Linked DNA regions of Homo sapiens: region 2 is linked to region 1. A link is a loop called in an ENCODE intact Hi-C map of the cell type or tissue named here. Cell type or tissue: Panc1. All regions are shown on one strand. Links, peaks and the distances in the headings refer to the core of each region. The heading gives the core; the rest is flanking DNA. Region 1 has its middle 120 kb from the start of ARRDC3. Region 2 has its middle 250 kb from the start of ARRDC3.

Evidence for each region. Hi-C counts contacts between places; a loop is a spot of excess contacts. Peaks named below come from ENCODE experiments on the same cell type or tissue, not always from the same donor. Only the 100,000 strongest peaks of a DNase experiment are listed, where the experiment ranks them.
Region 2: it touches region 1 in a loop (4-fold over the local background); 17 of 110 quality-filtered maps call a loop at or near these places.

Annotation. Positions count from the first base shown.
Region 1 is chr5:91,498,506-91,501,431 of GRCh38, forward strand. No RefSeq gene overlaps it. Among named protein-coding and RNA genes, the nearest start is that of ARRDC3, 120 kb to the left of the region's middle. In Panc1, for the core only: CTCF peaks have their summits at 1,604 (motif pointing right) and 1,805; a DNase peak (open chromatin) is centred at 1,636; H3K27ac peaks cover 1,107 bases.
Region 2 is chr5:91,635,095-91,638,020 of GRCh38, forward strand. No RefSeq gene overlaps it. Among named protein-coding and RNA genes, the nearest start is that of ARRDC3, 250 kb to the left of the region's middle. In Panc1, for the core only: CTCF peaks have their summits at 1,450 and 1,651; no DNase peak of the experiment used is centred there; H3K27ac peaks cover 555 bases.

The DNA.
Region 1 (2,926 bases), core at 269-2,768:
ATCTTTATATGGAAACGAGGGGTCAAGGAGAAGATTTTCCACTAATAATGACTGGAAAATGTCTATTCATTTACTGTCAGATGTTTGAAAACCATGGTTTCATCAAAGAAAATTGATCTGTGGGTTGAAGGTGGACTGAGAAGCTGCCATTTATACCCTTGCCTAAGGGAATGCCATACACCTGAACTTCACAACGTCCAAACTTCAAAATTATAAACAGCTGGTGTCTGCTGAGTACCTATTATATGAAACTGTTCAGTGCTGGACCCTGGGTCCTGCCCTAAAGCAGTGTAAAATCTAGTTGGAAGGGGTATTAGTGAAACAAGGCAGGTCATGTCAAGAACCAAATAGCTGCTCTAGGAACTGGAGAAAGGAGAAATGTAAGAGACATTATTATTAAGGCAGCCTTTCTTTCTGGGAGAGGATATACTTCAGCTGGGCCCAGAAGAAAGGGTATTCTAACCAAAGGGAGCAGCTTGGCTGTGTAAATTTACAAACTGAGTAAAGTTACACAGCTTGGCATATATGTTGAATATTTGGGAACTGGCAGGATATTTGTCTGCTTGTGAATTCAGTGGAAGAAAATTACCAAAGCAAACTACCAAACACATTAAACAATCTCTCCGGACCAAGCTCTGTGGTGCTTCTTATGCATCATCCAATTTAATCCCCCGAAAACTCTATGAGGTAAGGATTAGCTCCATTTCATCAGTAAGATAGCTAAAATTTATAGAGGTTAAACAATGTTTCCTGGTCACATAGATCACATTTAGGAGATAAGAATAAAATCTACGTCTATTTAAATTCAAATTTCATGATCTTAGCATCTGTAATATTGTGAAGCCAAGGAAAGAAAGGCTGGGCATGAAGAGGCTTAGGGACCTGTCCCCGGGTTTGTTCAGTTGCTCTGGAGGAAGAAGAAAGTAAAATGAGGTTGCTATTAAGCTGGTTTTGCGTGTGGTAAAGTATTTGCTCACATGCTGAACAACATTTTTTAAAAAAACAGTTTTTAGTTTTTTGAGACAGAGTCTGGCTCCGTCGCCCTGGCTGGAGTGCAGTGGCACGACCTCGGCTCACAGCAAACTCTGCCTCCCGGGTACAAGAGATTCTCCTGCCTCAGCCTCCCAAGTAGCTGGGACTACAGGCGCACCCCACCACATCCAGCTAATTTTTGTGTTTTTAGTAGAGATGGGGTTTTGCCATGTTGGCCAGGCTGATCTCCAACTCCTGACCTCGGGTGATCTGCCCGCCTCAGCTTCCTAAAGTGTTGGGATTACAGGCATAAGCCACCGCACCCAGCGTGAACGATTATTTTGAATCACCTATGTTATTAACTTATAGCATAAGGAATGGGTAAAGAACCTGAGTACAGCAAATACAAGACTTGATCTTGTATCTTTTCACCTTACGCAGGCAAGACAGAAAAGCCAGCAAATGGGTGTTAAACAGTATAAAAGCTAATCACCTAAGGACACACAGAGTGGTAGAAGCAATCAGGAAAGGTCTTCCCACACTTACATAGAGATGGAAGATCCTCATTGAAATAACATCATTTTTAATGGATCAATTTCTACTTTTATACTAAATAGGAACACATTCGCTAGTATAACCGTTTATCACCACTAGATGTCACTGTAAGACTAAAGTTAAATTGCTGCACCTCCTTCCCAGCCCTCTCTTTTCAGATTTTTTTTTTTTTTTCAGTGAAAAAGTGGATTAAGAAGAAGAGATGAAGAGATACATGATGATACTGGTGGTTGGGGGGAGTTAAAAAATGGAGTGCTTTTATCCTAAACAGATCTCTTATTCTACTGTGTTTCCTTTTGCAGAACATTATATCACTTGTAGAAAAATAAGGTAACTTCCAGTAAATCTATTTAGAGTTAATATTTTTAGTTTTGGATTAAGAATGTACTAATTCACTCAAAAGTAGCCACAGCTTTAGATCTAGACTTTAGTTGTCCATTTGTGATAGTATTTTAAATTGTAGTTTTAATAAAAAGAAAGCAGACATAAGACAGTGTCCTCTGACTACTGCCGTCTACATTTATGAGAACAGTATATCTTCATGGTGATAAGGTGTTGGTGAGATATTCTTCTGATTTTATGGTCTCACTGAGTGTAATAGAAGGAAGCTCAGCTATCTTTATGAATGCCATTTTATTCAAAGATATCTTGCTTTGTTAAAATCCACAGAATTTTATTGCCTAAATTATGTGATGAAGATTTCTCAAAAGGAAAAAAATCTTTTTCCTTCCTGTTATAGTCCTTACATTATTATGTAGATTTTACTGTGGATAAAATATTCTGAATTTTGGAATTCTGTTTTCACTTTTTGATATTTTAGAATGTTAATGTAACTTTACAACTATTTCCTTCATTCCAATGGTTTTGTCATGTTGTGTCTCTGTCCTGACCTGTGACTTCTTCACCTCCTTCCTTTTCCCGGATCCTCTCCGCTCTCCACAGCCCTGACTCCCTGATAAAGTCTTTCCATTGCAAGGAGCCTTTCCATTTTATCTATTGCTTGCATGCCTTGCTTTTTGCTTTTCCGTACTTTTTTAGCTCTTCTAAATTTAGTTTCTAATGAAGTCCTATACTTTTCTTACCAGCTTTTTTTTCCAGAATGGCCTCTATTAGCTCTTTATCTTTGATGACAATAAAGCTCTTTATCTTTGATAACAATAAAGAACATGAAAATAATAATGGCTTATTTCCCCCAGCCTCTCTTTCTCATAATGTTTGTGACCACATGGCACCAAGTAACTGGTTGAGAAACCAGTTTGGTTGACCAGTTACTAGTTTTTACTACTTCCTATCAAATACTTATTTGGGTTGGTGTTTATTCCTGGTGAAAAGACTGGATGTTTGGATTCATATGGACATAGCCTTTGTCTCATCCCATTTCTTACAGTTCCTCAGTTTT
Region 2 (2,926 bases), core at 257-2,756, 140 kb after region 1:
AAAGAAAAAGAAAATGCCAATTTCTTTCCGAGTTTTTCAGATACTGATTTTTTTTCTAGAAAATGAAATGACTTGGCGCTGTTTATTAGTGCTAGCTCTGGGTTCCTAAAGAGATCTTTGCATATTATACTAAGGATATGATTAAACTGGAGACTCTGATTTTAGAGCTGTTGACAGCTGAGCCAGTATTGCCTTTCACCAGCTAATTATTATTTTCAGGGGGAGTCACTATTAGAAGAAAAATTCATGTTTCTGTTCTTACCTTCTTTTCAATAAGCACTAAGAAGGTTCATTTTCAGAGACATCCTTGCTACGCTGAGACTTGTTTAAAAGTGAAGCAAAGAACAGTTGCAAAAAGAATATTCAAATATGAAGATTCTTGATGAAACTTGAGTCATAAAAACTTGAGCCTCAAAACAATGTTTTAAGAATGATGATCTCAATCTCGATGTAAAACTTTTGCTATTTGAATTAGAAAAATATAATTTGTGCTGTAGCTCATTATAGTACTTATAAAACTATAGATTAACTAAATTTTTCCACATAAATCACATTGCTGACAAATTGTTTGTATATACTTTTGCTATCTGAGATTAATTAAGCATATTGTTTTCCAAAGTTCTTCAAGTTTGCATGCCACACTGTATTTTTGGTAAAATCATATAAGGTAATCCTTCAAGTGAGAACTCCTAATTTTTGGTCATTTCATAAGTTTTCTAGTTTATGTATCAATTTGGTATAGACTGTACAAGAGTATATATTTGAGATACTTGAGACATTCAACTTATTCCTATTTTAATTCATCTATACCCTGGCATTTCTGTAATATATCTTAAACAAAAATAGAATTTAAAAAACTAGAAGTCACTTCTGTTAAGAATTGGAGCACAAGAAGAAAGTCAATTAAATCATTTTTTTAAAAAAGTTAATGCCAAGTTACTTTTCTCTGAAAATATGTCTTCAATATTGTAGAGTTGAATTTGATTTAAAAATCATGCAGTTATTCTAATGAAGGTTTGATGTGGGTTTAATTTAATGACATCATTAAACTATATAGAATGTGTAGCTTTCATTACTGTCAGTTATTTTTTATTTAATTCAAATAAAAGCAACTTTGATTTCAAATTCCATATCATTATTCCTTTTTTAAGTCTTGTGAAAATTACAAATGACACATTCTTAATGAAAGTTTTGCTGAGCATCTACATTATAACCTTTACAAAGGATGATGTAAAAAATAAAAAGGCTTGGAATCTGATAAGACAAGGTGGACTTTTACATTCAAACGGTTCGGATTCTAATTCTGTTAGAGTGAATTGAGTTGACTCATAATTCTGCTTATGGATTGCAGACTTGTGCTTATGAGAGGCTTACTGTCAGATTGGGTTGCATCTGGCTGCCTTTTCAAGTTTCCTGAAAACAGCAGTATGAGCTTGTGATGTTCATTCTGTACCACCAGAGTGCGTGGGGTGGTCGTATGCTCAATCCATAACTGCTTCTTGAAGCACAGGGTAGAACACTTTTCCCCTTTTAATATTATAAAGACTAAAGTGCTTTTTAAGAAAGAAGATCTAAAATTTGAAACAAGACATGTAAGTAAAAGCTGTCCAAGGCAACTTTAAATTATGTGATTCACACTTACGCCAGATGCTGCTAGAGAAATTCCTTGGTTTCTCATTAACATGGAGCAGTCCCCTTAGACTTCACACATAGTGGCCACTCACAAGCACATACACATTCATGCAAATGTTAGGAACGATCAACTGCATGCTTCCAACTGTACAAGTTCCAACAGAAGAGATTTGAGAAAATTCATTTTAAGGAGATGAGCTGCCATTAAAAATTTGTCATTACTTTCCTCAATCTACTTGGCTAAAGCCTCAATATACTTGGAATGAATATCCTTAATGAACTTGGCTAATTGTTTTGTGATGTCATTTCTGAGTTTACTCAAAATCCATTTAGAAAAGCATTGCTTAGACATAGGTAAAATTCAGAATTTTCTTCCCAGGTGAAACTATAATGATAAAATGTTAATTTCTGTTTATAACTACTTTAGTACAGGGAATATTTAGATTTATAGAACCATGGCTTCAATCTTCACATGAAAATTTATATTCACATTTTAAACTTATATTTTATTTTTATTTTTCAATCATAAATAAATTATTCTCTGTTCCTTAGTTTATAGATTGATCTTCAGTTTTCCTTTTATTCGCTTGTCTATTCGCATGGTCATTTACTGGGTTTATACGTGGTCATTTTTTGAGTCCTATGAGTAGGCAGTTTTGATAGGACCTAACTCTTCAATTGCAGTTTAAAGTTAGGTCACATTTGGCTGGCTAGTGTTAAGTCCAGGATGTTTCTGTCCAGAAAGTATAGAGAGCTCTTTTTCTTTCTCTTTAGTAAACAAAAATCATAAAACAAACTGGACACTGAATTAGGTATGTCATAAATATGCATATTTCTATACTAAAAATGTTCTTTCTTTCTTCCATTTAACCAAAATCGATAATGTAAGGCAGCTCAAATCTTTATATTAGTTTGAATTTCTATCTTGTATCTATTTACCTATCTGTAATGTGTGTGTTTATAACCCACTTGCTTTTTTTCCTCCTTGGCTCTAAGGAGAAAACACTTTTGTATCAGTTAATAGGTGAAATAAAATCTACTTTTTTATAGTAAATATGCTGAACGCATAGCTTTTTGTGAGTGAAAGTTTAACATTCCATAATGTAGGAGAGACTGTGCTCTATGTTAAAGTTATTTTGCTTTGAAAGAGAATGTAATCACTGTGAGGGTAAGGATATCATGCAATTTCTTTTGTTATAGTCCTTGTATAGTCACAACTCTACTTATAACGGGTATTGAACCTTTGACAGAAATGCAAAATATATTCTGCCTTGCAACGCATACAATTTATAAA